6 separate regions of the Homo sapiens genome follow, and all the other regions are linked to region 1. The links are chromatin loops, found by intact Hi-C in ENCODE. Cell type or tissue: heart right ventricle. All regions are shown on one strand.

Region 1 (5,000 bases):
ATATAGATGGATCAAGTGCTGCTTTAGTAAATGCAGTTGTTTAATCTTTGCTTTTTTTTTTTTTTTTTTTAAAGGAACATGTCAAGGGTTAATCCTATGACTCAGTCTGACAAAACGAGTCAGCTGGAGACAGGGCCAATTTTTAAACCTGATTTCAGACAGGCTGCCTGCACAGTAGTTCTGAACTGTCATGCACTTTTTATCCAGAATTGTTTCCACCCACAACGCTACATAATCACTTATGTGTTACTCTAAGATTATGTGATCTGACTCAATATTCATGTCACCTAGTTCAACAATATAAAAAAATCACCAAGTTTTACAGCAAGATAGGAATCATTGTACACACTAGCAAAATGACTAGTGAAAATGCCAGAGGACCCTGACAAAATACGTAACTTGGAGCCATATACCTTTTATTAGCAAACTGATGATTCCTGGTTTAAAGATTATTGCATTTCACCAATTTTCAAATATGGCTTTTCCTCCCAAATGTTATCAGGATGTTATGTTTGCTGCTATTCCAGTAGTCATTAAGCACAGACCTAAACTAGGCAAGAAAAAGCCATAACGTGCTTTGCCTAAACAAGTTACTTCTTTACTGACGATATAGGAAAAGATGTTTTCAAAAAGTCTACCAAGTAAGAGCTCTCTGGAAACTTCAGTTTAAATTCCAGGCTTCCAGGCAAAATTTCCCTCTTCCATCTTACTTTTCTGTTGATTGGGAAACAGATCTTCCTTGGAGAGCTATATAAAATTTCTTAGAGTTATCCACGCAGTATTTTTATCTACTTTATTAGCTCATTTTTATCCTGATATTTGGATCACTACAACAGTTATAGCTATTTTTAAATGATCCGTAAGCAAGAATGTTTCTAAAGGTAACACAAAATTCTAAATAGTTTTGGAAAGAAAATTTTTAATTGAAGTGAATTATGTATCTTGAATTAGTTAACATAGGCCAGTTAGTGGTTAATCTTACTGTATATTCTTCTAAAACAAACAGGCAACATTCCACTGTCCCAAAAGCCAGAAGATCTGGCTGGAAAAGTAAACCTAAAACCCACTCATAATATTCCTCACGAAAAGTTTCAACATTATTTCTAAGTGAATCAAATCTTGGAAAACAGACTTTCAGAGTAATAAATGAAGCCAAACTTAAAAGCTGACACATGAATAACTCCACGAATGAACACTATATTTTCCTAAAGGATGAACTCGGTAAGTAATAAATTATTGGCTGCAAGGGAGGTAGGGGTGAGGATAGATTTAAGAGGATAGTGAGAGAATCTGCAACTGAACAAATTCAAAGCAAAAGAACCTTCCCCAATGCCTCTTCTTCCTCATCTACCTTGTAAAGAGATGACATGTGAGTGAATGCTGTCTCTCAAATGTGCAGTATTTTAGTTAGCCTTGCTAATTAAGTCAGACATCAAAATTCCAGGTTTTATATCTGAACATTATATTGCAGACTTCTCTGGTAGTATATGCTACTTTGTAAATATGTTCAGAAAGTTGTTATTCTGGTTTTTCTAATATCCTCACATTTTAGAAAATTTACTTCTGCAAGAAAGAAATCAAGAATATAAAACTCCAGTGAAATAATGCATCATTTTCAAACCAATCCACTAGCATTCAATGCATATTATTTAAAGTTAATAGTGTTATTGATCTAAAATCAATAGTGCATCTTTTAATTCAACAATCACTCCCATCTTGCTGATAACCCAGTCTATCAGTAAAAAGCCTTCTAATTACTATCTTTCCACTGTATGAAAATCTTAAAAATCAAAGACTTGATTTTTGTGATCTTTACTCAAGTGGCACTCCATGAAAAAAACTGTTCCAATTAAGCCTCAATTGTGATTACCAAAATCTTAACCAAACCAATAACCAGTGGATATTAAAGATTAGTCTGAGTACTGGTAAATAACTTATTTGGATATCAACACATATAAATATACACTTCTCAACACAATGTAAAGACACATGCTAAAATTCATAAAATAGCGTCTGTCTCAGATACAGGATATCAGATGTCATACTGTTTCTTTACAAATATCTCAAGTCTAAATTGAGTTTTAGAAATGCTTAATGATTAACAAAACAGAAAACACCTACCTATATAGCCAATGGAAACAATCACCTCTGTAAACTGCATTTTTAAGGCAAAAGAACAATTAATTTCCTTTTGACAACCATACGACTATAATGAGGATATGTAAAAACAGCCATACCTCCTGGAGAAGAAAGCAAATAAATCTCTTTCTGAGGTGAATAAATTGTATCCCTCCGACATCAACATGAACAGAACTGACAGATCATACAAAGCTTCTAAAAGGCAATCATTAGATAACCCTTCAAATGAGACAGAACTATATAATTACTGAGAATATGTAAAATCTGAAGCAAATTGCACGTTTCTTTTGATCACAAACTCACAACGACAAAGCAGTTTTCTTTGAAAAATTAAAGAGGGGGGGTCCCCCTGCCCCTGCATCTCTTGGCTGTCCCTTTCTTTCCCCTTTCCTTCCCTACGTGAATTGCAGTTTGTCACTTCTCATTTACCACTTGAAGTAACACAGTAAGAGAATCATTAACTATGTTGCAACTTGATAATTTTCCTGCAGATGGCTCCATAATCAAAGGACTGCCTAAAGGTGTGTGTATGCACACATTAAAAAAAACAATGAGGATGACCCTCAGGTTTTTAAATTCCTTAAGAAACCAGCACTTCTGAAGAGCTTTCAAGACTGACACAAGGCTTTGCGCTATTGACTCGTTAGGCAATCTAACAACAAAACAAAACTGTAGGCAAACAAAGCTATCATTCAAAATCATCTGTAAAGCTAAATAATTTTTGTGAACATGATGTCTTGGGTCAAATTAGCTGTCTCTTAAAGAAAGTGCCACCCGTTTTTTTGTTTCTTCTTTTGGCCTGTGCGATTTTTTTTTCTTCTGAACTGGAAGACATCAGATCCTTTCAATTTATGAGAAATGGAACAGCACCAAGATATTCTATTCTATTTTAAATTCATTTTTTAAAAGACCAGAAGTTAACATCTGCATCTTAGCCCAGAACCATTTCAAAAATCTGCAATCCAAAGCTGTAAGTAACTTATACATTAAGTTATTTTTTGGTCCCCAATCTATATTTTTGTTTCAGTAAAAATTCTTGCTAGTGGTAGTAATTTTTTAATACTTCTTGCCTCTAAATAAATGTTGAGTCTACCAAAACATCCTCCCTCACATTTGTGACAATAAAGTAAAAAAGCAAAGCTAATTTTTGCTATATTCACTGGAAGAAATCATACAGATCTTGAATTTATGAAAAGACGTATCTTTTAAGAATGGTTTCTTATTAGTAAATTCTGGTGACCATTCTTAACAAAAGCCAAAAAATACTTCACTTTGAAAAGACATCTAAGAAGAGTGACATCAACAGGGAAAAAGATGGGAAATGGTGTCAGTCATACATTTTCAACAAAGAACAACGCAAAACAAGCAGTGCTTGACCAGTATTTGGTTATGCTTCACTATTCCTAACAATGACAAGTGTCCCTAAACAGACACTGGGAAACAGATATAAAACTTGGAAGAAATTTGTTAAGCTACTTGTTCTATGTAGCAGTAGCACATGTGTATGCAGTAGGGCAGAAGTATTCTCCCTATCATTCATTAGTATTCTATGTAATATAAGATGGGCTACTCAGGTCCCAGAAAACTGTGGAGTTATATCATGTAACGCGAAAGAGCACTAAACTGGGAGTCAGGAGACAGGGATCCAGGTTTCAGCTCTGCCTCTCAGGAGGCAAGAGAGCTTAGGGTAGGTCGTTGACTCTCCCTGAGCCTAATTTTCCATTTCTGTAAAATGCAGGCATTAAACCATTAAACTAGGCCAAAGACTTCCTAGCCATTTCACCACTAATAAAACATTTTATTATGCACTCCACCCCAAAACTCTGAATTCCTATTTTGAAAGATTTTTGTCTCTCAGACTCTTTTTTTAAAATTCCATTATGATAAATATTTTTCTCTCTTAAAAGGAAAAATCAAGGCAGGGTATGGTGGCTCATGCCTGTAATACTACCACTTTGGGAGGCCAAGGTGGGAAGATCCCTTGAACCCAGGAGTTTGAGACCAGCCTGGGCAACATGGCAAGACCTGTCTCTACAAAAAGTTAAAAAATTCACTGGGTGGTGTGCACCTGTAATCCCAGCTACCTAGGAGACTGAGGTGGGAGGATCGCTTCAGCCCAGGAGTTCATGCCTGCAGTGAGCTATGATTGTGCCACTGTACTCTAGCGAGGGTGACAGAGAGAGACCGTCTCTAGAAAAACAACAACAACAACAAATGAACAAAAGCAAAAAAGAAAACTCAAAGCCATGTAACTGCAGTTCAGAACTTCAGATTAAAAGGTAAATGAAGCATTGCCATACTGAGTTGAAATAATTCCAGTGAAAGAAACCTGATGTTTAATTACCATTTTATTTTGGTAAAGTATAGAATCCACAGAATTTGTTAGGTTTTTCTGATGTATTTTGAATCTTGTTGTATTCAAGATTCAAGATTCAAGCTGTGATCCACTGGCATAGATGATACCAGGTGTCCACACCAATCTTAAAGTGTGTGTGTGTGTGTGTGTGTGTGTGTGGTGTGTGTGTGTGCGTGTGTGTGTATGTCTCAAAGTCCTGCTTTGTTGCCCAGGCTGGAGTGCACTGGTGCAATCTTGGCTCACTGCAACCTCCACCTCCCGGGCTCAAGCCATTCTCATGCCTAAGCCTCCAGAGTAGCTGGGATTACAGGCGTGTGCTACCACACCCTGCTAAGTTTTGTATTTTTAGTAGAGACAGGGTTTCGCCATGTTGGCCAGGCTGGTCTTGAACTCCTGGCCTCAAGCGATCTGCCAGCCTCGACTTCCCAAAGTGCTGAGATTACAGGCATGGGCCACCATGCCCAGCCTTAAATTGTATTTTTATAATCATACCTGCAAGAGGCAT
Region 2 (5,000 bases), 68 kb after region 1:
CAGCCTCCCAAGTGTTGGGAATACAGGCATGAGCCACTGTGCCTGGCCATTTGAGCATTTTTTGAAAAAACAATTTTTGTAAACTTGTATTTTGTCATTTTCCTTGAACATTCCAACTTTCCAAGTTCCCTCCCACTGAAGGCTGCTGGTTTGGCTTGTTAGCCCCTCTGTATGAATTGTTCTTTTGTCACAGCATTAAGTCTGTGAGGGAAACTAGACAATTTTTTTTTTTTTTTAAACAAAGTCTTCCTCTGCTGCCCAGGCTGGAGTGCAGTGGTGTGATCATAGCTCATTCCAGCCTCCAAACCCTGGGTTCAGCCTTCAAACAGCTGGGACTACAGGTGCATTTGCATTTATTCAAATATTATTTCCTCAGAGAAGGGTTCTCTGACTAAACTATCTAAAATAACCCCACTCTAGCCTTTCTTTCTTTCTTTCTTTTTATTATACTGTTAACAAAAATCGACCTGGTAAAGTGGCTCACACCTGTAATCCCAGCACTTTGGAAGGCCAAGGTGGGAGGATGGCTTGAGCCCAGGAGTTTGACACCAGCCTGGGCAACATAGTGCGATCGTGTCTCTACAAATAATAATAAAAAAAAATTAGCAGGGCATGGTGACGTGCACCTGTACTCCCAGCTATTCGAAGGCTGAGGTGAGAGGATTGTTGAGTCCAGGATTTGGAGGCTGAAATGAGCTATGACCACACCACTGCACTCCAGCCTGGGCAGAAGAGCAAGACTTTGTTTAAAAAAAAAAAAAAAAAGTCTAGTTTCCCTTGCAGAGATAATGAAACTTGGCCAGTAACCTTTGGTAAAACCATTATAACTCACAATTTCCCCTTTTCCTATTATAAAGTTTAGGAACTCTGCTTTAATTTGTATTGTCACTTTATCTACATTTTACTATCATTTTCCATATTTGTATTTTGCTATTATCACATATGTGATAACTGAACCCAAAACTCCTTTGCATTTTCTGTTCCTGTGACTGTCTCTTTCCATTCATAATTTTATAAAATATGCACAAGGATTTAACTGCACCTTTATAGGTTTTTTATTTTATACTTTCTGTTTTTTTTCCCTAGAACATGCAAAGATCTCACTTAGTGCTTTTATGGTAAGAGTTTATTTTGGGTAAAGCTTTAAAAAAAGTATAAAATGCTTTAAAATATTTCAATGAAAGATTATAGCAGATAAGCAGGATTAATTTAAAAAACAAACTATTTGGGGATCAGAAGTAGTTGTTTAATAGGATATAGGTTTAGAGTTCCCAAAAGATATCTTACAACTAAGGAAATAAATATAAAGATAGCTCTAAAGGGTTAGATAACTATTACACTGATGTTAAACAAATACCATGCTTACTGGAATTAAACTTTCTAGAAGTAATAAGCTTAATAACTGAATATATAGTTACATTGTTAGTACTGAGAATGGAAGAAGTGATCCAGAAATGATTGCATTTATTTCACTTTTACTTCCTCAACTTTTTGGATTATATTCAGCCAATATCTATTTAAGGAACTGCTTTGGAAGGCCCTTATGTTTTATGCAAGGCACTGCTATTTTCCCAAATGAATAGAATATCCATTCTCCAGCTCCAAGTTTCCATGACAATAAAAACAAAACATTCATCAGCACCAACTTGGTATTTTATGGCAAATGCAGCTGCAGCTTATAACAGTTCAATCTTTATCCCAACTCATTTCTGCCTAACAGAGGCACTATATTTCTCCAAATCAACTGAATTATTTTTACAGTGATTTTCCCCACCGCAGACCTAAACACTAACAGTGTGTTACACCATCTCTAATTATCATCCACTCTTCCCAATTTCACGCCAAATACAATGAAAGGTTCCCAAATGTTGCTAAGAGCACATTTGATTTGTGAAATCTGAAAGCTCAGTTGATTTAAGTATTACAGCTTTAGAGGAATGTATAATATTTAAGCTTTCATGATTAACTACAAAGAAGACAGAATTTTGGAAACGAAAGACATTCACAGCAAACAAAAAGCTAAATTAAAATCAGTCAGATTATGGTAAGACAGTGCCCCCTTGTGTCTTGGTATTTCTGCCTTGACTAAATCCGGTATTCATTTCCTTAGAGTTCTATAATATAAATTTGAATATTTTTTGTATCACAGAAATAAATAGAACTTGATAACTCTCCTAAGACAAAATCCTAATTTAAAACAATATGAATACACTGGCTATTAAATATAAGTGATTTTTACATGAATACTCTGTAACATGGTGAAAATGTAACAAATTTGTATATCTAGTAATTTCATTTTAAATTTCACATTTAATTTACTATTAGTGAGAGATGTTGACAAAGTTTTAAGAATGAAAGAAAAACCTTGCTACTATCAGTTACATTTTCCTTTGGTATTGGTTCTCCTGTGTAACCACTTTATGCTAGTACTGGTTACCCTCATTATTACCCTGGGGCAACTAATGAGTTTGAGGCTTTACACAGAGAACAAGACTGTATTAAATAGAAGAAATTAACATGAAATCTTAAAGGGTATATGTAATAACAATATGAGTAATACCCTAAGTTACAAATAGCTTTAGAAATAAAAAGTCACATAAAAAACATCATTCATGTTTTTTAACTCCACTCAAAGTGTAATATTCAGATCAGAGGCAAGGCCATGAAGTTTGTAAAAATTCAGAATCTCGGGTACCATACCAGATGATCTGAACTAGAACTTGCATTTTATAGCAAGATCCTTGGATGATTCTTATAAGCAATAAAGCTTCAGAAACGCTGCTCTAAACTCAAAAGCCTTCCTACCCTCAACTATCACGCAGCAGGAGCAGAGTAGCATAAGGAGAGGCTGACTGACCTTTGGGCATAGAGTTAGCTTTTAGAGATCAGGTGGATTCAAAGAAAGAGAGAATCAGGAACAGCTCTAGGAAGGCATCCCTGAGTATATAAACTGAGGCTATGTCAGCGTGCTTACCAAAGTGACTCCTACACCAACTCTTTTTCCCTTTTTCATTCTCTAAAATATATTTTTTAAATGAACAGCTAAGATTCTATCAATCTGTGGTCAATATGGGTGACCAAGAAACTTCAAAAAGCAAATAATGTAAGAATTAGAAGTCCATCACTCATTATCAATGATCCCTAGTACACATTTTTTTTTTACATATTTCAAACTACATTTACTGTGCATTTTCTATCTTATTTCACACTCACCAATCCCCTGATAATCAAGTTTTATTATTCCCATTTTATAAATGAGAAATCATTTATAAATGAGAATCATTGAGGTCAACTAAATTACCAAAGGTCATAAATGTAGTGAAGGCTGAGCACACTGCTAAGATTCAGGTTCTGATTCCAAATCCTAGGTTCTCTGTACTGTAACACATTACCAATACTCATTAATGTAAATAAGCTTAATTAGATTGCCTTTCTCCCAATATTAGCTATGGACAGAATACCCTGCAGAATAACTTTAGAGCAGAAGACTAAAGCAGCACAGTAGCCCTGGGCATATGGAAATGTTCTTATTAAGATGTTTAAATGTTCTTAAATAAGGGATGTTCTTATTTTCTTTTGGCTCATCCATATTTTGATTTTCTACAATAAACATTGTATTTGATACAGGAAAAGTATTTTTAAATGCTCATAGTATATAGTATATTCCTTACAGATAAGCTAAAATCTTTAAAAGAATTCATGCATGTGAAGTAACCCATATAACATGTGCACAAAGAAGTTAGGTCTGCCAGGTATGGCAGCTCATGCTTGTAATCCCAGCACTTTGGGAGGTTGAGGCAGGTGGATCTCTAGTGCTCAGGAGTTTAAGACCACCCTAGGCAACATGGCAAAACCCTATCTCTACAAAAAAATTCAAAAAAGTTAGCTGGGCATGATGATGTGTGACTGTAGTCCCAGCTACTTGGGAGACTGAGGTGGGAGGATCACTTGGGCTCAGGAGGCGGAGGTTGCAGTGAGCTGAGCTCGTGCCACCACACTCCAGCCTGGATTACAGAGTGAGAAGCTGTCTCAAAAAGAGAGGGAAAAACAAACGAAGTTACGTCATTTGATGATTTGACTTACCCAATCATCAGTACAAAACGGTCACAAGTTTAGGAACACAAGTATAAGAAAAGAAAGCCTATAAAGTGTAAGAACTCTAAGTAATTTATGTAATTAAATGCTACTTGTTTACATTAAAAGCATTTACATTAAACAGTAAGATGTCATCAAATTATTTTCAAGTAAGTTCAGGAATACGCCCTGTTCTGGTCCAGAATGTGAACTTATTTGTACTACGCATCATCTATTTCTCTTTCTGTCACTTTCATTTTAAGAGTGAACAAATTCCAAAAGATAATCCTTAGAATGTGCCTCGTATCTATCCCTTTCTTTCTGCCCATAACAATCACCATCTCAGTTTAGATTCCTGTGGATGAACACATAAGCATTTGGCTCCCAACTGATACCCCTGCCTCTAGTTTCTCTTTGCTCCCATCTATCCATACAAGAACATCATCTTCATTACACTCCACTGTTCAAAAACTAATAGAAGTTTCCCAGTGCATGTGAAGGTGGATCAGGATATGCTATCCTAAAATATTACACTTTGGCATAAGAATTATTTTGTGCTGAAGGCATTTCAGTTTCTGAAATCCTTATCTGCCTAAAAGCAGAGCCTCCTAAAAGAACTCAATTGTCAAAAAAACCCTCCCCAGGAGCAACTCTAATCTCTCTTACTGGAGACAGAAGTAAGCACCACACCCAGAGAGACACTGTCACAAAGTAGCCTATCTCCAATCTATTATCCTAAAGACCCATTTATTTTTACAAAAAGTCATTTGCTTACCATAAGTGCCCTGACTTTTCCCTCTCTTTCTTCTACCAAGTTAGGTATACAAACTCCAAATTTTAAACAGTCTTTTGAGTAACTCGTCTCTGGGTACACTCATGTGTATAGGCAATGCACATGTGAATAAACCTCTGTCTGCCTTTCTCTT
Region 3 (5,000 bases), 380 kb after region 1:
TATGAAATTTTGGATTTATAAAAACTTAAAAATTTTTATTCTTAGCAACAGATTTAAGAATAAAAATGAGCTTCTGTCATGAACAAATATTATGAGGGTTTTTCTTCTTTCTTTCTTCCTTTTTTTGGCCACACCCCAAGCAGTTATTAGGAACTGACTAAACACCCACTGTGTATCCAGAACTGTGTTAGCTACTTGGAACTATTAAAAAGCAGTTGGAAAAATGATTCCTGTCCTTGAAGAATTTAGGTAATATGTCTCAGGAGTAAAAATTAGTGTACCCAGAACAATCAGGTAACAAATAAACAGTTGCTTTGCTGTCTCCACTAATAATGTAATGACTTCCCCTCCATTTCAGTCTGTTGAAATTTTACCCATTCTTCAGGATCTGTCTCCAGAACTGTCCTTTCTATAGCTTCATTGATTTCTTGAATATAAGGTCGGGCCCATATTCCTGTGAACAAACCACCCAAACATTTGATTTAAATTGTCCCTCTTCAGATGTCTTTGGCTCTTTATCATCTACAGGCCGCAGTTCAGTCCTGACCACCTCTCTTGTCTTTTCCCCACCAGCTCTTCTAGGTACCTACTGTTTTGAAGGCAAACCAAATCCTAGTACCAAACTCAAACCTAGTTTGGTACAGAACCTGGTAGCCAAACCAAAGTTGATAAATGCTGTGCGTTTCCACATCCAGTCTTTTCTTCCTGGAATAACCCTTTCCTTCCCTTTCCCCCAACTTAGTCCCTGATGAAGTTCCACTCATCTACTAACTGATCTCAGACCTCACTCTCTCCATGAGATCTTCTCCCTTTCCATCTACTAGACCAGAATGTCTCTATATTTCCTGTACCTATTTTTATGATTCTGGGTGGTAATGATATTTTTTCATGTTTGCATTCCCCTTCTAGCCTCTGTACCTTGAGGGTGGCACCCATGCCTGACTTATTTGGGAGTCCTGAGTGCCTTGTAGAGTGCCTGACACACAGCAGGTCCTCCATAAAATTTTATTAAAATGAGTTAAATTAAATAGGAGTCCAGAGAAGACTTGAGGTAGCCAAAGGTCCTCACTGAGCCTTGGGTTTTATATCAATTGAAAGTTGAAAAGGGGAAAACAGGAGCAACACCCCAGAGATGGGCACGAGCCTAGCAAAAGCTGGGGACTATGAATGGACACATCTGGCTTGAGTGGAGCCTGTAGAATAGGGAGTGTTGGGAAATAAGGTCAGAAAGGCTAGGCAGGGCCATGGAAGACTTCGTCAAAAGCAGAGGAGGTGAAACCTGATATAATAGCTAGTGCAATTTAAGAAAAGAAAAACTTAGAAATATCTGTACACAAAATAAGCCTTATCCCTTCTATAATACCTCTACTTTGGAATTTATTATTTTGTTACTATTAGTATATCACTGTTCCAAAGGGCCTTCCATCAGTGAAGCATAACAGTGTGGGGTTTTGAAGTGGAGTGTGATGCATGGGCGTTGGAAGCCCTGGAGTTGAATTTCCACTCTGGCACTAATTTGTGACCTGCTATGGTGAAATTGTTTTGAGTCGCTTATCCTCGGTGTTCTCATCTGTGAAATGAAGGCATGAAGGTGCATGACATGATTCATGAGTTCCCTTTGATCTCTAGTACTCAACATATGGAAGGATAATGAATTCTTAGCCAACTTATTAATCTACCCTTGTTCTTCTTTTTCTTTCTGTTTTTTTTGAGATGGAGTCTTGCTCTGTCACTCAGGCTGGAGTGCAGTGGCGCGATTTTGGCTCACTGCAACCTCTGCCTCCCGGGTTCAAGTGATTCTCCTGTCTCAGCCTCCTGAGTAGCTGGGACTACAGGCACATGCCACCACGCCCAGCTAATTTGTATGTTTTTTTTAGTAGAGACGGGGTTTCACCATATCGGCCAGTCTGGTCTCGAACTCCTGACCTCGTAATCCGCCTGCCTCAGCCTCCCAAAGTACTTGGATTACAGGTGTGAGCTACCGCACCCGACCTGTTCCTGGTTTTTTTTGCTTGCTTGTTTACCAGTTTTCTGGTGTCAGAGTTGCTTTATTAAACTGGTCTCTGACAGTCCCACAGTATGTTCTGCTGAGATCAGCCTCTGAAGCTTAACCATCTTGTGAGATCTGGAAAGCCCTCCTCAACCTCCACTCCTTCAAATCCCAGCCCCAGCCAACATCTTTCTTAAAGTTTTCCTGACCTCTGCATGTCTTTGCTATTTCCTCCCACTTTTAGGGTTTAAAGACAGTTTTTCTTTAGTTATCACTTGCTTCATATTGGCTTTTCTCTCTCCAATTAGTTTGTAAACATCTTAAAATAAGTAACTGTTAAGTGCAGTATTTGCTTATCTCCCCCACATCACCACAAAGCTAGGCACAAAATAAACATCTAAGGAGGTTTTTGAATATTGAACTGAATGATGTACAAGGGATATTAATAAAAATAGAAAAACTAAACCGTCAAAAAGGATAATCTATAGGGATTGGAATGGAAATAATTGTAGCATATCAATAATTTTATACATGGTATTTTGTACCCAGCAAAAGACTGTTTTAAGACAGAGTGATCTGTGAAGTTTCTGGTCTGTGGGCTTGTCTTGAATTAAAGAGTGGGTGGTACTAGGGCTTAGAGATATTCCAGCCAACTCGAGGAAAAGAGAAACAGAGAACTGTTTACTGAGTGACTTTGCTGTTGGACATGTCCCAGCTGCAGCTTGGGAACATCGGGCAGAGTTACCACCCCGCTGCCACAACCTCTGCCAACTTGGATAAAAAGCAGTGAAGTTGACCTGTCTTTTGGCTCTGGAACAAGGCGAGGGAGCGCACCAGCAGGCATGGGAAGGAAGAAGTTGTGAAATGAAAGACATGAAAAAGAGATGACTCTGATCTTCTTTCCCCTCACTACCCTGAGTCTCTCTCCTGCCTCCTTGATACCTGTAAACTGGTATAAAGCAGAATTCTATACCTTACACCAAGTGGGGCCTGGGGCCCTTGGAGTCCAGCTTGGGATAACAAGAAAGCAGTGAGAGTCAGTTGTTTTGTTCCCTAAAGCGGTTCTAGGTTTGAAAAGGTTTGAAATTAATCCTCTAGGAAGGTAATTAGCTTTCAAACAACATAACACTTCAAAAAAATCAATGCAAAATATAAGACAAAAGGTCGCTGTTTAAAGTAGTTGAGTTCTAGATCTGACAGTATTGTGGCTCTCTTGGTTGTAAATTAGCTCACGGAGATAAAATGTCTGAGTTTAGGACTTCAGATCCTGCCTTTGCTGTCAGATTGCCTCAAGCTGTCTCTGGTAGGAAAGTCTAGAAACATGGATTCATTATATACCCCCCCACTTTCTGACATGCTCCAAATCTGTTAGTGTCTGTAACAGAGCTCTGCATTGCATTGATTTGTCTTACTGTGTGAGGAAATTATGGGAATAACTCCCATGTGTCAGCAACCATTTAGTCAGCACACAGTTCCTTACCAGGGAAAATGGCAAGATTTATTAGGGAAAGTATCTGTCATCCCATATAAATAGATGCACAGTTAAAGCATATGTAGCAGGCAGGGTGTATGTTTCTGTGTGACTGATCATAAGGAACTTATTATCAGGAACGCTGTAGAAAAATCAGTCATTTGGGAAGGTGGCAAGCATAAGGGTACACTTATACTTCATGCAAAATGTCCCTCAAAATTGTAATTTTGGCTTTAAGTGCATTGTTGCGGTAGGAATCATTTTTATTAAAAATATATTTTTGCTTTAATTTTTTTACTATTGAGAAAATATATGCAAGTGATAAAACAGGCAAATAATAGAAAAAGGATGTAAAGGTCTTTTTCCTCTGCTTATGCCAGTCTCCTGTGTCCCTCTCCCTCAGAGGCCATCACTGTTGCCAATTTATTTTGTGTCATTAGGAAGTCTGCACAAACAAGCTCATCCTCTTCTTCAGCATTACACACATGGTAGTCCACACCCCACACTCTTCTGAAGTAGTTCTGGAAATCATTTCTTATTAGTCTGCAGTATGATCCAGGCTTATTGTTTTTCATAGATTTAACCAATGTTGACATCTTGCCTGACTTTAGAGTTTTTTGCTTGTTTGTTTTAACATTACAGATACATTTTAACCATAGCACCCACTGCCCAATTCCATTGCTCTCTGCCCAGAGATAATCACTATCCTGAAATTAGCATGTATCCTTCCTTCCTGGTTCTTACATATTTTGCACATACATAGTTGATATTTCATTGTGTGACTTTGGCACCATTTATTGATCCACCATTCTTTTTTTTCCCTTTTTCTTTCTTTTTTTTTTTTTTTTTGGAGACAAGGTCTCATTCTGTCACCCAGGCTGCAGTGCAGTGTTGTGATCTCAGGTCCCTGCAGCCTCAATCTCCCCAGGCTCAGGTAATCCTCCCACCTCAGCCTTCTGAGTAGCTGAGACTACAGGCATGAGCCACCATGCCGGGCTAATTTTTGTATTTTTTGTGGAGGCAAAGTTTTACCATGTTGCCCAGGCCAGTCTTGAACTCTGGGGCTCAAGAGGTCCGCCTGCCCACATTGGTCTCCCAAGGTGCTGGGATAAAGGTATGAGCCACTGAGCCCTGTCCACAATTATATTTTTGAACATTTAGGTTGGTTCCAATGTTTTGCTATTAAAAACGGTGCTACAAAAAACAATGTATTTCATTTCTCCTTGGGCATATGCGTGAGAATTTTTTAGGATACATACCCACAGGCAGAATTGCTAGGTCATAGGTTAGCATGTGCTCATCAACTTTGTTTGATATTGCAACATTGTCCTCCAATGTGATTTTCTACAATACACATTCACACCAGCCATATTTACAAGTTCTTTTTTTCTTTTTCTTCCACATCCTTACCAACACTTGGGCTTCTCAGACTTCTAAATTTTGCCCTTCTGATGGATGTGAAATAGTACTTCATTGTGGTTTTAATTTGCATTTATTACTGAAGTTGAGTATCTTTTATGTTTTTTGGCTGTTTAGTTT
Region 4 (5,000 bases), 720 kb after region 1:
GATCTCACTATGTTGTCCAGGCTGATCTTAAACTCCTGGCCTCAAGTAACCCTCCCACCTCGGTCTCCCAAAGCTGACATACTGGTTTTTATGTGTGGGTGTATTACCACATTATGTGTATTTGGAAAATAAATATATAACATGTATATCACTTTTTTTTCACAATGGCATACTGCTGTGTTAATCTGCTTCATTTATTCAACAATATGCCATTGATATAGTCTAACAGTCGATGAAAATTTCTAATAATAATCAGAAAGAATTAATACATTTGAAATTTTTAGGTATTCACCCACTACTAGTCTGTCTGATGAGGCCCAATTTCCTTAGCAGGGAAGTTTCCAAACATTTAAATATGCAAATGTATAAAGGCAAATGAGATATCATTTAATTTGTTTATTGTCTTACAGTGAAAGAGAGCAAATGAGCAAGTTGATGCCTTTATGGCAATTATTTTTAGTATGATTTCTTTTGTGCTAAGGTGTAGCTGAAGGCAAACCTCAAATTCTAGCATGAACATGCAGCAGCAATAACATGAATATTTTAGGGGCTATGCGATTCTTTTTGTGGGTTATGGTTGGAAATAAAATTTTAAGTTACAACTCCTTTGGCAAATGTGTAATAAACTACTGGGACTAAGTCAGAATGTGTTTAAGTTCTCAGCCTCAGACCTGTTTCTATGAGACCCAAGTCCTGGGTGTCCAACATTTTCCATAATGTGACCCTCTTTCCTATTATTCTAGATTAATCTTTTACCATTCACCCCACTTAATACAACCCTGCACCTCCCTCTAGTCATATGAACTTACCTGAACAGGACATGTATTTTCATAGTTAAGGAATGTGACCAACTATCTTAAAATACCAGGGCCAGCAAACCTGCAATACAATGGCAGCAGCAGTGACAAACTCAGAGTGACTGGCTGTGCTCAAGAGCAGTGGCCCACACGACTTCGGTCATGGGTTTGATCCGCACCATGGCAGCTCCATTTCTTCTGTGCTTTTCTACCACACTCCACGCTTAACTTCACCTAGTCATCTGTAGACTGGTTCTGTTGGTCAGAATGGGGGCCACATAAAAGCCCTGGCTTCAGCAAATTTCAAAGCCCTGTTCCAATGAACAGTCATGGAAATTCAAAGGGAGATGTTATTATTCTTGAGGAGAACTAACCAATCTCTGTACTAAACCTATTTAAGGATGTTTTCACCCTTCCAAAAAAGAAAACAACAACAAAAAAGTACAGAATGTCTGTGTTTAAGGCATTTCAAGAATTAATGAACCTCATTCTCTTGTTCTTACCCAAGGCACATCGCTGCTTAAAACCACAAAGTGCTGACCTAGCCAGTGGTTCCAGAACCCAGGGCCTCAGCACAGCATTTTAAAGCCTCATCCTCACAGTAAATTACTATTTTAGTGATAGTCCTGGTAACATATGGCAAACGGAAAACACTTTCTGTAGATTAAACAACGTAGTTTTCATTAATGGTTTACTATGTACTTGAGACCTTAAAGAGATTTAACTAATTCTTCATTTGGTACAGTTGCTGCTGAATTATTTAAAACATCTCTTTCCTGCTTTAACTTAGAATTTGCATTAGAAAGTATAATACCAATTAAGACTCCTCCATTGCCTCAAATGCTCTAAAAATAATTGCAAATGAAATCCTAATCACACATACATTTCTTTCCCTGTGACCTCTCGGTTATTGTAAGTTTAAGCAAAATAAATGAACAATACACAGAATTTGCAGACGAAACAGCCAGAAGGTTAGGAAATTACTTATTAAGGTAACGAAAAATTAAAGACTAGTGGATGGCTTTTTGAAGTGCCGGAGACATGTGGTTCAGAGTTCTACATTTAGGTGGAAAACTCAGTGTTTCCATTTGACTAAGATATGTTGAATTATCTCCAGAATTACATAATGTAAAATATAAATGTAACAACTTACACTTATTTACAACCCCAAATTAAAAATGGCGGCTCAGTTGGCTGATTTGAGTTTTATTTACTATGATAAATAATCAAAAGTGAAAATTGGATGCCAGGCATAACTTTGGCTGACCATGTCTTGTTTGCTTATTTTTTGCTTAGCTTGTGTTTCTCTTGCCCCCTCTCCACTTTCTCCTCATGGTATGAAGTTTAAATATTGACTTTAAGCCTGTCTCAGAGGACTTCCTCAAGGTAGACCCAAACTATATCACATTCCTCATAACTACTTCTCTGGTTACCTTCCTAAAGGCAACGTCTACCTAGAATATCTGCTTCTCGCTGCCACATGTTCCTTCCATTCCATTCCATGAAGTCTACTTAACGAGCCCCTTCAGTAGAGAAGTTCTCAACGAATCCCTTCTGGATCCAGGCATTCTGATTACTGTATTATGACTGTGCACTCTACCCAGGTACATGTCAGCTTTCCTAAAATAGTCTGCAAATCTTGTTTTGAGTTACTTTTGTGTTACGACACATTTTCACTTGGGTACATGCCGGCAGATTAGTACACTGTGCTTACCATTTACCACCGAAGAAACGATACTGCTGGACAACAGGGAGCTTAGAATATCAATTTGAATCAGAGTGCCATCTACTGGTACAAATGCTACAATACTATCAGCAGGATTACATGATGCTCGATAAGCATTCAATATGTTTACACCCACACATACACATGAATTGTTCTCACAGTTTGATTAAATAATAAGGAATATGCTATATATATAAAATGAATACTTTGCTATCACCTTTAGTAATATCTATGTTTTTGAAAAACATACAATGATGACATGAGAAAATATTTCCATTTGGATCCTCTAAACAAAACTGTCATCTCCAAAAGATGGGTGTGAATTCTGGACTATTCCCTCTGGTTATTTTGTAACTTAGATTTTTAAATATTTATTGAAAATCATATTTGAAATAAGGAACTGAAACAATGTACAATGAAATGTCTAAATGACATTAAGTTCCTAAACAAGTAGCATTGTGTTGTGAAGAAAACTAGTTTTTGTTTTTATTTAAATCCAGGAACTTAGTTCTTTTATAAGGTGAGCCATCCCTACAGGACTGACTACACCTTTATGTCACGAATGGCTGAGAAAGCGTGATTTCTCAGCACAAAGGAATGTGGAAGGACTTTATAAAAGATCAATATTAAAAACATTTAATCTCTGCTTGTCAGGGTAACATCTTAGCCTATTAAATATTTTCTCAAACCCTTTAATAAATCCAATATTTTTACTCATTCTAAATAAAATTTCCTTGTGGGTAGATTTAAATAAAATGCATAGAAGTACGTCTGTAAATTAAGAGAAAACTTTTTTGCGCTCACATAGAGGCTGATTTGGATAGCATGGAATCATTGGCAACCAAACAGATGCCCTCATCTATAGCCCAGAGACAGCTCTCAGGTGTACAGAGAACATTTCATTTCCAACAGAGAGGTGAACTTAGAACTTGTCACTGATTTTTGCACCCTCTTAATCTTCCTGTTTATTCTGTGCTTCATTAAAGTCAATCTCCACAGGGCAGACTGTCATCTGAGCCCGGCCTGTCCTGCTGTCTGCTCTCTCCAGAGAGCATCCTTCATCCTGATAAACAGGCTGCGAGCTGGACATGTGACTGAGCTCCTTAAGGTAAATAGACTACAGAGAGTTGTTCCTTCCATGCTGGCTCAACAGAATTTGATAAGCAGAATCATTGACGTGTGCATCATAGTGGAGACAATGCTTTTCCAAAAGATGGGGTTTCAAAGTTACTGTTGTGAAAGAAATAGAGGATATTTATGTTTATCTTTGTGTCACACCATGCCTTTAAACGCTGTATTAGCTAGTGTCATTCATCTGCCAAGTGTCTCCCTCAGGATTCAGCATCATTTATAGAATGTCTTTGCATGCCAGTTCTGGGCTAGGCACTGAAGATGTAAAGACTTATATGGGGAGGGAAAATGGTGGCCATGGTAGGAAACATAGCAAAGCTCTCTTGGGAAGCCATAAAGCATGCCATATTAACAATGCCAGCCTGTGTGCTGAGTGTAGGGTGTGCCTGTTTGTTGGACTCGCAGATCATGTTATTCCAGAGCAATTGCTTTATCTGGATGAAAGGGCAAAACCGGGGCCTGAGACTGGTTTCCAGGCAGCACTGTTCACCATGTCTCATGTTGACAGATAAAGCACAAACTTACCTCTGAGGATCCATGGCTTTCTGTCTTACCTATTAAACCAGACCTCGACCAGACTCTGGGGAATGAAAGTCTAATCTCTCAGGTAGAAGGGCTTAAAGGAATCTTATATCCCTGAACTGAGGACAGTTAAGTTTCTATGACCACCAGCTGAGTACTGGAATTACTTTTCCAACAGCTGGATGATGGGAACTCTGAACAAGATACCCCAAGTGTCATGGCAAGGGTAAAGCCTCAGATTGTGGGTGGCCCCATAAGAAGTGGGGAGCTTTCATCCCAGTTGATCAGGGCAAGGAAGGTCTGTGTTTGACAAGTGGAAAGCATTGTAATGAAACTTGTTCCTACTTAGCTGAGAAGGAGGGTGTAGTCACGGAGGACTCTCAGCCAGCCCAGCCCAGTTTTCTCAGTTTATGAGAAACAAAAATCCAAGAAGTGTCCTGATGGTTGTCCCTTCTCAATAACTACTGCAATTTCTGCTTGGGAGGCATAACCAACAACAAGAAAACCAGGACAGCTCTAGGAGATGGGTCACTGCAGGCTCCAGGCCCAGGGCAGGGCATCAAGGGCAAGGGCTGCAACATCAGTAGGGCTGCCATCCTGTGCACATCCTACCCATCTTCAAAGCTTAGTGTAACCAACTACTCTCCCTTTTAGCTCTCCCTTCCCTCCCTGGACCACATGCAGCTCTCCCTCTTCTGATCTCCTCTTACAATGTGGTACAATTAAGCAATTTATTATATTAGTCTCATAGTCTAATTGTTCCTTCTATGTTGTGTTACCACAATGAGATCACAATTGTGTCTTTCATTTCTTTGAAATCAGAA
Region 5 (5,000 bases), 390 kb after region 1:
AAAATGATGGACTTGACAGGTCTCAGCCTTCCTGGCTGGACACAACCCTGGCTATGATAGAAACATGCCCAGCTGGAAGCAGCTGACATGTCCAGAGCTTCCAGCAATGGGCTTTCCAATACAACATGTTGGGGCCCTTATTTCCTGTCACTTCTTTTTGGCTGGGTGGCTCCATCTAGCCACAGGCATTCCCTGGGCAGCTGTCAGAGTTAACATCTGAGCCTGGTCAGCACTAGTGCAGCTGTGGGCTCTGGCATTGCTGCTCATAAGTAAATTCCCCAGTGAGCCCACAGTGCTGCCTTGACATCTCTGTTGGGTGCAATTCTCTTCAAAGAAGGCCAGCTTCCTAGGTGCGAGCCCTATGCAGTCACACTGGGACCCGCCCTCAGACCTTGTACTTGGATTCATGCTCTGGTGTTGATAGCTTGAAACTTAAAATAATTTGTGAATAAAGTTTTGCTTTTTACTGGGCTCCATAAATTATGTAGCCTCTCCTTAGGAGAAACAGAGAAGAATACCACCGGCACTTGGGGAAGTGGGTGGGGTTTATCGACTAACCCGCGTCTTGGGAGTGCAGAGCAGCGGCCATTATAAGTAATTGTTTTTTCTCTGGGAAGCTCCCACCCATCTAAAAAGCATTTTAGGCCAGGAGCGGTGGCTCAAGCCTGTAATTCCAGCACTTTGGGAGGTCAACGTGGGTCTTGAGGTCAGGAGTTCAAGATCAGCCTGGCAAGCATGGTGAAACCACATCTTTATTAAAAATACAAAAATTAACTGGGCTTGGTGGCGGGCACCTGTAATCCCAGCTACTTGGGAGGCTGAGGCAGGAGAACTGCTTGAACCTGGGAGGTGGATGTTGCAGAGAGCTGAGATTGCACCACTGCACCCCATCCAGAACAACAGAGTGAGACTCCGTCACCAAAAAGAAAAAGCGTTTTAGTGCCTCAGAAAAGGGAAAAGGGTAGACAGCCTCTAGAATAGCTGTCCGATGTAACTTTCTGTGATGCTGCTAATGTTTTATATATTTGATGTCCAACATAGTGGCCACTATCCCCATGTGGCTTCTGAAAACTTGTATTGTAGCTAGTATGACTGAGGACCTGAATTTAAAAACCTTAATTATTTAAAAATTAAAGTTACATAGACACATGGAGCTGTTACCATATTGCACAGCATAACTCTAAAACAACAAAGTAATTTCTGACCTTTGTGCTTTGATTATTGTTCGTACTGATCTATAGCAAGACTTAGGCTTTGTCCAGAAAGGATTTTTAAATTCAGATTTAAGGCATACCATGAACTAAGATGGGGCCCTCAACTCATAGTGTTTTTTTCTTAAGAAAAAAGAAGATAACCTTACCACCTATGAAAGCTAGGTCATGATATGCGTTGCTCTACCCTGGAAGGGAGATAGTACATGGGTGAATGAGTTGCCCAAAGACTGCCCCTTCCAGTTCCAAGGGATTATGGAAGAAATGAGGAAGACAAGAAGTGAGAAGGCCAGAGGCCAGAGTCTTGGCAAGGAGTGATGGTGAGGAGGTGGTATAGTAGGTGGGTTGATAGATGAGCTTGAGCCATCACTCCTGGGCTTACATGGCCGGGATGTTGTACAGGTGATCTAGCAAGTCCCGTGTGTTCTGATGAGACAGAGGTTTTGAGAGCACAGAGGTACGCCAAAGGGCTCTGGTTAAAACAAAGAGGTACCTGAGTAGAAACTTTGAGATGGCCAGAAACACAGATTCCAGAGGAAATTACTTTACCTCAAAAAGCCAAACCAGAAAAATCAACCTTCAGTGGTCACCAGTCCAGTAAACAGAAAATCTAGCCACTTCACCTTTGGTTAGTGAGGATTCAGATAATATCTCTGCTGCGTGGGTCATCTAAATTCTTACAGACCCCACTAAACAGAGACAGAGTCACTAACTTGGAGGACAACAAAGAGATGGAGAGAAAATGTAAAGACCGTATTTTACCTAAAGAAACTAAAGATAATTTACATAAAGAAGGCATCTGAATTATTGAGCTGAACTAAGTTTAACTGAAGGGGATAAATTTAGGGTCCTTTTTTCCCAATTCCCTGTGGATGAGTAGATGAGTTATGGAGAAATACAGAAGCTATATTTTCCTCGCACATCTGAGTACAGAGTGAATGAATTTGTGACCCCACTACAAATATGTGTGGCTTCCTGCCAAGCCAGTGATGGACAGCAATTCTATTTCCAAGGCTTTGGCAGGGGTGGAGAATGTGTGGGGAAAGGGAGGATGCTAACTTCATGTACTGAGTCTGGGAGCAACAACACCAGCACCATGATGAATTGGCCACTTAACCCACAGATGCCCTCTCTTCAAAGGCACTAGCAACCTCACGTGGGAAGTACATTTTGAGTGTATCTGGGAGGGAGTTTTTCTCTTATCCTCTGCCTGGACAGGGAAGAGGTTGTAGATAACCCAGCTTACTGGTCCAAGAGCTTTGACATCAATGGGAGAGGGGGGATCTGGCAGATTATGGTGTCATTTTGGCTGTGCAGGCCCTAGTCATCTTCTCATGCAGGATCAAGGAGGCATGAGCTACTTGGACAAAATCCTAATATACGAATCTAAATCTAACATCCTGTGAGTCCTTTGTCCAGACAGGTCCTCAAGTCCTCTGTGGGCTACACCACCACCTGCAGGCCAACCCTGAAAAGTACATGTCCAAGAGAATGGAAGAATTACTGGGCTCTATTCTGTCCAGTCGAGACATCTGCATTATGCTTCAAGTGTTTGTAGTCCCAGAGGAAGAGCCCACATGATTTATCAAATATATTTATCAATTCCTGGAATTCATTAGACAATTCCCTACACATTTCTTTTCATAGTCTGTTGTAATAATTGACATGCTCAAAAGGGATGGAGGCTTTTCTTGGTTCTCAGATGCAGATGCAGTCTCCTAACAAGCCTTACTTAAGGTATTCCTGCCTTCCCCTGACCTACCTGACCCAGCCCAGTCCACGTGAATGTCTCCATCCACTGAGATGAGCAATATCTAGTGCTTGGAAGACCCAGCCCTGAAGTCTCCACCTCTGGGTTTCCTTCTCTAGGAAACCGGCTTTTGAAAGAGTATAATTGCTCCTCTTCCTTGGGATTAAGAATCACTTGTCATAGAGTTGGAGTGGCTAAATTAGATGCGGGAACTCAGTTTGCACCAGAGTCACCTTCCTCAAGCACTTTGGGTTTACCATTTCATACCCAATCCTGGGAGCCATAGACACACGAGGGAAGACTACAGCACTAATCCTGGAAATCATCTGCTGGGAATTTTGAAGATAGCCCGTCCTGGCCATCACTAATAGAGGTAGTCAGGTCTGGCAGGGGCCCACACAATTGGGTTTTTATGATATGTGAGTGTAAGAGGAATAGAGTGGTCAAGAATGAGCCTCAAGTCTATATCCTGAGCTGCTGGATGAATGGTAAAGCCAGGAGCTGCAGTGTATAAAACTGTAAGAAAAACAGGTTTGGGAGATAAGACCAAGTTCTATTTTGAAAATGTTCAATTTGAAATGCTTATTAGACATCTAATGGAAATGTCAAGTAGGTGGCAGAATATGTTAAGTCTGGAGCTCAGGGGAAATGTCAGGGCTAGAGAATATAGATCTGGGAGTTATTGACAGAGAGACAGAAATTAAAGCCATGGGACTGGATAAGATCTCCTATAAAGTGAACGAGTGTATTTAAAGAACAGAAGATGTTTAAAGAAATTAAAAAATGAGGAATAAGAGGAAGGAGCCAGCAGACTCAGAAGAGGCCAATCCAGGGACACAGGAGGAAAACCGAGACAGTGCGTTGACTCAGATTCCAGGTGGTTCACCAAGTGAAATAAAATCCACTGAGAGGTCAAGTAAGAGAAGGGCTGGGAAATTGTTCAGAGGATTTAAGACATGTAGAGCTCACTGGTGATCCTGAGAAGAATGGCTTCAGTGCAATCATAGGGAAGCAAACATGATTGGAGAAGACTGAAAAGAGACCATGAAATGAGGAAGTGGAGAGACACTGAGTATTGACAACTTGCTTTAGAAATGATGATGTAAGGAGGCCTGAGAAGCAGGAGGGAGTAGTTGGAGGAGGGTGTAATTCTAGAGAAGACAGGTTTTTTAAAGACAGGAGATATTATAGCATGTGTATCTGCTATGGGAATGATCAAACAGAGAGTGGAGATGTAGAGATGGTGGAGACAGTGATTGATGAAAAGAGCAAAGCCTTTGAGTAGGTGATGGGGAATCCAGGGCTTAAGTCACAAGGTCTAGGAGGACTAAGAGTCTAGGACAGTTTTTCCATCATCAAGGAAGGAAAGGCAAAACTTAATGAGAATGCTGGTGGGAAATGTTACAGTTGTCTTGTGGTTGTTTCTATTTTCTTAGTAAAAGCAGAGATGAGGTCTGTTTCAGCCAGCTCATGCTAGCTCAGTTCACTGAGACTCTGCCCTAGACACAGAGCCAAGTAATTTACCCTGACAACTGAGTTAGAAGAGCCCACGTGTCTTGCAAAAGGTTCTGGATTCTCAGAAGTGCCACTGCCAGATCTGGTACCTGTCCTTGAGAAAGGATGTCTGCTAGAGAAGCAAACACATGAAACGCTCCCACCTCAACTAAGAACCCACCTAAACATGTTAAGACTTTGTAGTCACCCAGTGAAAAACACCACCCAGTGGAGTGGAATGTGGAAGAAGAGCCAGACCTGATTAGAGCCTCCTCCCACATCAGGCTAAGGCTGCTGGCATCCTATAAAAAAATTAAGAAACCTACCTTAAATATTTTTTTTACCTTCTCCCTCTGTGCTGTGTTTTAAACTTGCTTGCTCACAATGGATTTTCCCAGTTTGTCCTCATATTTGGATGGATACTCTGTCTCTACCCAACCTTTTAGAAAAGATGGTTCTTTGGTACTGCCCAAATGGTTTTAAATTCAGCTTCTCCGTAGAATGCTTCCCCTGAATCTCTACCTCTTCAGCTCCAATGAGCCTCA
Region 6 (5,000 bases), 200 kb after region 1:
AAATCGCCTTTGCAAAGATTATGACAGTGAGAGAGAAGTCTAGTATGGCTGACCCCACCTTGCTTCTAGCCTCACAGGATGGCTGTTCTAACTCATTCCTGGATATAGGCCAAGTTAACCATGGGAGAAATGCAGTTTATAGTTTAACTTGGAAGCAAGGATGATAACAGTCCCCCCCTAAAACTAATCCCCCTCCTTGCTCAGGGAATGAAAATTAATGAAAGGTCACAAGGTTAGAATTACAGGAGGGGCATGAATTCTAATAAAATGTAGGCATAGTTTCTATAGTCTTTTGCTTCTAGGGAGTCATGTGGCCAGAGGTCACAAGATTTGTGACATCCCCAATTGCTCCTATAGATAACATCACTATTGAGAACCTAAGGCTGGTCTTTTGAGATGTTTTTCAAAATTTTTCATTCTGACAACAGACTGACTCCACTGGGACCCGTGACTCATGACTCAAACCGGTCCTGTGGCCTCCACCCAGAGGTGGGTGGACTCAGCACATGAAGACCGTTTTTCCGTACCCCTATAATTTCATCCTCAACCAATCAGCAACAGGATAATTCCCTATCCTCCTGGCCACCATATTACCCATTAAAAACCTTAGCCTCCCTCTGAGTTCCCAGGGAGGCTGATTTGAGTAATAATAAACTCTTGTCCTTCTGTTTGGCCAGCCCTGCATTAAACTCTTTCTTTACTGCAATAACACTGTCTCAGTGAATTGGGTTTATCTGTGCAGTGGGTAAGAAGAGCCCATCAGGAGATTACAAGTATGTGAGACTTTGAGAATAAAAGAAGTTTAATTCCTATGTCTAACCAAAGGAATTAAATAATACTAATCTGTTCAAAACACATGGTCACTACATTGATAGTAAAAGGCAACGAGTAAAATACTTCTGAAATACCTTCAATATTGTCTGCTAACAAGTTGCACTTTAGCCAGTGCTGGCTACCAAAGTATTAGAACTTTGCCTACTTTCTTGTTAGGTTGATTCCTAAAAACTCTTTTCTACCAAGGTATCAACTCCTCTCATTCTTAACAGCTACCAAATTCCAAAAACAGTTTGGCTTGACTTTCTTACCAGATTTATTCAATTTAAAGTCAATTTAATTGTCTCGTAAGCCTTAGTCAGTCCAGGCCTTTCACCCCATTCTAGATTTTTATCAACACATCTCAGCACAGAATCAGAGGGTCTTCCTTACTCTAAAAAGAACCAGTAGTTAGCGTGGCTCATCAACATCCAAAGCAATAACTTTTGTTATTATTGTTTCAATCTCTCTCTTTTGTTTTTGTTTTACTTTGAGAAAAGAACTTTTATCTGAGGAATATGAGCCCTTTCAAATTATCAGGCCCCGGCTAGGGCACAGTGGCTCATGCCTGTAATCCTAGCCCTTTGGGAGGCCAAGGCAGGTGGAGTGCTTGAGCTCAGGAGTTCAAGACCAGCCTGGGCAACATGGCAAAAAATACAAGATGGGCATGCTGGCACGTGCATGTAGTCCCAGCTACTCAGGAGACTGAGGTGAGAGGCTGGCTTGACCCCGAGAAGCACATGTTGCGGTGAGCCGAGATCTTGCCACTGCACTCCAGCCTGGGCGATAGAGCTAGGCCCCATCTCAAAAAAATAAAAATAAAAATAAATAAATAAATCCGGCCCAGAGAGGCATTAAAATGAGACAGCAATTACATCCTACTTCCTGCCTCTTGAGCTATGCAGTCATCTGTTGAAACTGCTTGCTATTGCAACAAGTAGCTATAAATTAACCTAATGCCACACACATAGCTTAACAATGTATAGCCAATCACTAATCAATGTTATTTCTGTAAACTAACAAAAATTCCTAACAACTTTGTATCAGTCCACCTGTTTTGCCTCTAAAAATTCACCTGTAACTGCTGCTAATCAATGTGTATATTCAGAGCAACTTGAATCTATGCTCCCAGGTTGCAATCCTCAAGCTTGGCCCCAATACGCTCTCTACTTACATTAATTTTGCCTCAGCTTCTTCCTTTTAGGTCGACACTTTAGTGTCCTAAATTACTTTTTGACTGGCTTTCCAAGATCCTTCTACTAAAATGTAAAATTCAACAGTAACACCTCAACCCTCACTGGGTGATTCTTACACTCCCTGGAGTTTGTGATACATGGAGGTTTACCAAAATAATCTGGTGTCCCTTGCCTTCTTTCCCAGATTATATTATGTGACAATCCCTTCTTTTCTAAAACTGGGTGAAGAAGAAGAAATATACATGTATATTTAAAGAACAAGTATGTAAGGCCACATACCAGAGTCACCAGGAATTCATTGCAAGGTATGACTTTTTAAAATCTAAAGAATGAGGCAATGTTCAGGCAAAAAAAAAAAAAAAAAGAAAGAAAATTAGACCTTCTCACATCTCCTGAGGTTGCTTACAGTTTAACTGGTGGGTTTTAAAAAATATTACCAATAATTCTGCACTGAACATCTTTGTATGCCTATTTTGATATACCTACTTTGTATACCTACTTTTGCACATATATTTAAAGTAAACAATGTTGGGCTAGCATGCTAAAGCAGGGCCCTGCAAACTTTTTCTTAAAGGAACAGTTAAGAATTATTTTTGGCTTTGCCCATATGGTTCTGTTGCAACTACCCAATTGTGCCTTGTAGTGCAAAAGCAATGATAGGCAATACCAATAAATATTGGTGCGGCTATGTTACAACAAATCTTCATTTACAAGAAATAAGCAGTGAGCCAGATTTGTCTCAAGGGCGATAACTTGTGACTCTCCTTAAGTCAGCTAGAGGGCATATACATTTAAATGGCATTGCTAGGCTGAAGGGTATATGCCTTTGAAATTTTTATTTACTTCTCAAATGGATCTTTTATTACATGGGGCTACGAGGCCCTCAAATGGACACTCTAGAGAGAGCACCCATAATCTCAGTGTCAACTGTGTCAAGGGCCTGAGATTTTGCCCTACTTGTAAACTAACAAGGTAGCCTGCCACCCTTTCAAGGATGAAGGTAGAAGACAGGAGACTCAGATCAGAGACAAATGACTTTATTAGTCACATCCCAGCAAGAATATATCAGCATATTTGCATCAGTTCCCTTATCCCCACTGTCATGACAGCAACACGGATGAGCCCAAATGGATGTCTGCATGCCCAGTGCGTTTACAGGAAAGGAAGCCTGAGTTTAGGAAGCCCAGATCTATAATGCACAGTAAGTATGGCTGACTTTTGCTCTGGAGAGATAAATTCTCTCTCCATATACACAGTAAACATACCTGCCCTTTGTTCCAGAGGGAGAAACTATGTCTACTTTCCATGGCTGTTTAGTATACAAGCATCCTTGAAAGGACAGTCCAAAACAAAGGCAGTCAGTGCTTCTGCTTGTAAAACATGGAAATGCAAGAGGCCCAAGGAAAATCACCTTCTAACAATATGTACCCTTTGCTTCTACATTGTCTTAGGCTCCCAGTCAATTTTTCTATAAGTATGCCATTCTATCAACCAAGCTGATTAATCTGACCAACAAAGGGAGGACCAAATGTATTTAATTTGCCTTATGAATTATGTAATTAAGGCTACTACAAACAGGAACTCTGAGCAGCAAGGTGAGGTCAATCTACAGTACTGACTTCCACTAGGTCCTCTAGGGTCTTGGACAAAATCAGCTAAACAAATCCCATAAACCATCAAAGTCTACCTTAGAAATTCAACTGGCTTCCTCCTCATGTTTCTGTGTTGACCTTTCCACTTAAACTAAAGCATTAATCCAGGTATAGGAAGATGCATTGGCAATTACACAGAATCTACCTTGTAATCTGTCTGGCCCATGAAGAAGTCCCAGGCAATTCTATCATACATAACAATTCTGGCTAGTGACTTGATGCTGACCTGAATACCTTTTAGAGATAAAATCCTAACACTAATCATTTCAGCTGAAGTCAGGGACTGATTTCATAATACCTATCCTAACCGGATGACTCCATCCTAGAGATAAACTACCTGCAGGGTACACGTAAATAATGAATGAGTCAGCCCCTCCAGGAAATTCCCCCAAGTAATCTAGGTTAGCCTGATTTTGGAGAAATCTCAGCAATCATATGAGAACTATATGATGTTTCCTTAAATACCTAAAGGTCTCTTAAAATCACTCTTACAATACAAGTCATTATGTTTCTGGTAAGGGGGCAAATTAATGTCTGGCTTCTATATAAGAACTAAGGGACCAAGAAGTCATGAGATCGCCCTGGAAAGAAGTGTTGTTTACAATGGTTGGAACTCCACAAGTAAGATATAAATCAGTCAGGGCACAAGCCCACAGTACTTCAAACAAGGTCTTCCATCAGAATAGTGTGGCTTAGCATTCTTATTTTAGTTCAAATAACTGAGTCTCTAAGTCCTTGTTTTTTTGGAGAAACTGTCTAAGAAACATGACATGGGGCTATGTAGCCCACAAATGGACACTCCAGAGACAGCACCCATAATCTCAGTGTCAACCATGAAGGGCCTGAGATTTTGCCCTACTTCTAAACTCAGCCAAACCTCAGCCAGCCAAACCTCTCCTGTTTGTCCACACAACAGCAAGGTGGCATTCAGCCACTTTATGGAATAACTGAGCAATGGCTACAAAAATGGGGGTGGGCAAGACATCTGAAGATATTGACAGCTATTTTGCATGGAAGGTTAGAGTGCTGGGGCCATCATTGGTTATGGGGAATGAAAACCAAAACATGGGCTGAGCCATCTGGAAACGGGTGGGAGACTTAGCACTATGTTAAATTTAAAGCATCTGAATTTTGGTTTTGGTTTTTCACTTAAGACAAGGTCTGGCTCTATCGCCCAGGCTGGAGTGCAGTGGCACAATCTTGGCTCACTGCAACCTCTGCCTCCAGGGCTCAGGTGATCCTCCCACCTCAGCCTCCTGAGTAGCCAGAATTACAAGTATGTACCACCATACCCGGCTAATTTTTTATTTTTTGTAGAGACAGGGTTTCGCCATGTTGG

What was found. Peaks named below come from ENCODE experiments on the same cell type or tissue, not always from the same donor. Only the 100,000 strongest peaks of a DNase experiment are listed, where the experiment ranks them.
Region 2: a loop joins it to region 1, with 10 times the contacts of the local background. A loop is called at or near these places in 73 of 110 quality-filtered maps.
Region 3: it touches region 1 in a loop (2.1-fold over the local background); 41 of 110 quality-filtered maps call a loop at or near these places.
Region 4: a loop joins it to region 1, with 5 times the contacts of the local background. A loop is called at or near these places in 42 of 110 quality-filtered maps.
Region 5: it touches region 1 in a loop (5-fold over the local background); 41 of 110 quality-filtered maps call a loop at or near these places.
Region 6: a loop joins it to region 1, with 2.0 times the contacts of the local background. A loop is called at or near these places in 9 of 110 quality-filtered maps.

Annotation. Positions count from the first base shown.
Region 1 is chr15:57,211,634-57,216,633 of GRCh38, reverse strand. All of the region lies in intron 8 of TCF12 (transcription factor 12), which reads right to left. Among named protein-coding and RNA genes, the nearest start is that of SNORD13D, 65 kb to the left of the region's middle. In heart right ventricle, a CTCF peak has its summit at 2,629 (motif pointing right); no DNase peak of the experiment used is centred here; H3K27ac peaks cover 1,947 bases.
Region 2 is chr15:57,143,648-57,148,647 of GRCh38, reverse strand. The region is part of intron 5 of TCF12 (transcription factor 12); the gene reads right to left. Among named protein-coding and RNA genes, the nearest start is that of SNORD13D, 130 kb to the left of the region's middle. In heart right ventricle, a CTCF peak has its summit at 2,065 (motif pointing left); no DNase peak of the experiment used is centred here; H3K4me3 peaks cover 1,013 bases; H3K27ac peaks cover 2,192 bases.
Region 3 is chr15:56,830,131-56,835,130 of GRCh38, reverse strand. No RefSeq gene overlaps it. Among named protein-coding and RNA genes, the nearest start is that of LINC03065, 54 kb to the left of the region's middle. In heart right ventricle, no CTCF peak of the experiment used is centred here; a DNase peak (open chromatin) is centred at 2,750; H3K27ac peaks cover 1,019 bases.
Region 4 is chr15:56,494,314-56,499,313 of GRCh38, reverse strand. LOC105370832 (a long non-coding RNA gene) reads left to right here. Exons shown (of 4, transcript XR_007064652.1): 2 at 2,241-2,401; 3 at 3,523-3,631. Among named protein-coding and RNA genes, the nearest start is that of MNS1, 32 kb to the right of the region's middle. In heart right ventricle, a CTCF peak has its summit at 2,603 (motif pointing left); no DNase peak of the experiment used is centred here.
Region 5 is chr15:56,819,564-56,824,563 of GRCh38, reverse strand. No RefSeq gene overlaps it. Among named protein-coding and RNA genes, the nearest start is that of LINC03065, 65 kb to the left of the region's middle. RefSeq lists an enhancer at 228-397. In heart right ventricle, a CTCF peak has its summit at 2,671 (motif pointing left); DNase peaks (open chromatin) are centred at 140 and 2,653.
Region 6 is chr15:57,015,100-57,020,099 of GRCh38, reverse strand. The region is part of intron 3 of TCF12 (transcription factor 12); the gene reads right to left. Among named protein-coding and RNA genes, the nearest start is that of TCF12, 99 kb to the right of the region's middle. In heart right ventricle, a CTCF peak has its summit at 2,903; a DNase peak (open chromatin) is centred at 484; H3K27ac peaks cover 998 bases.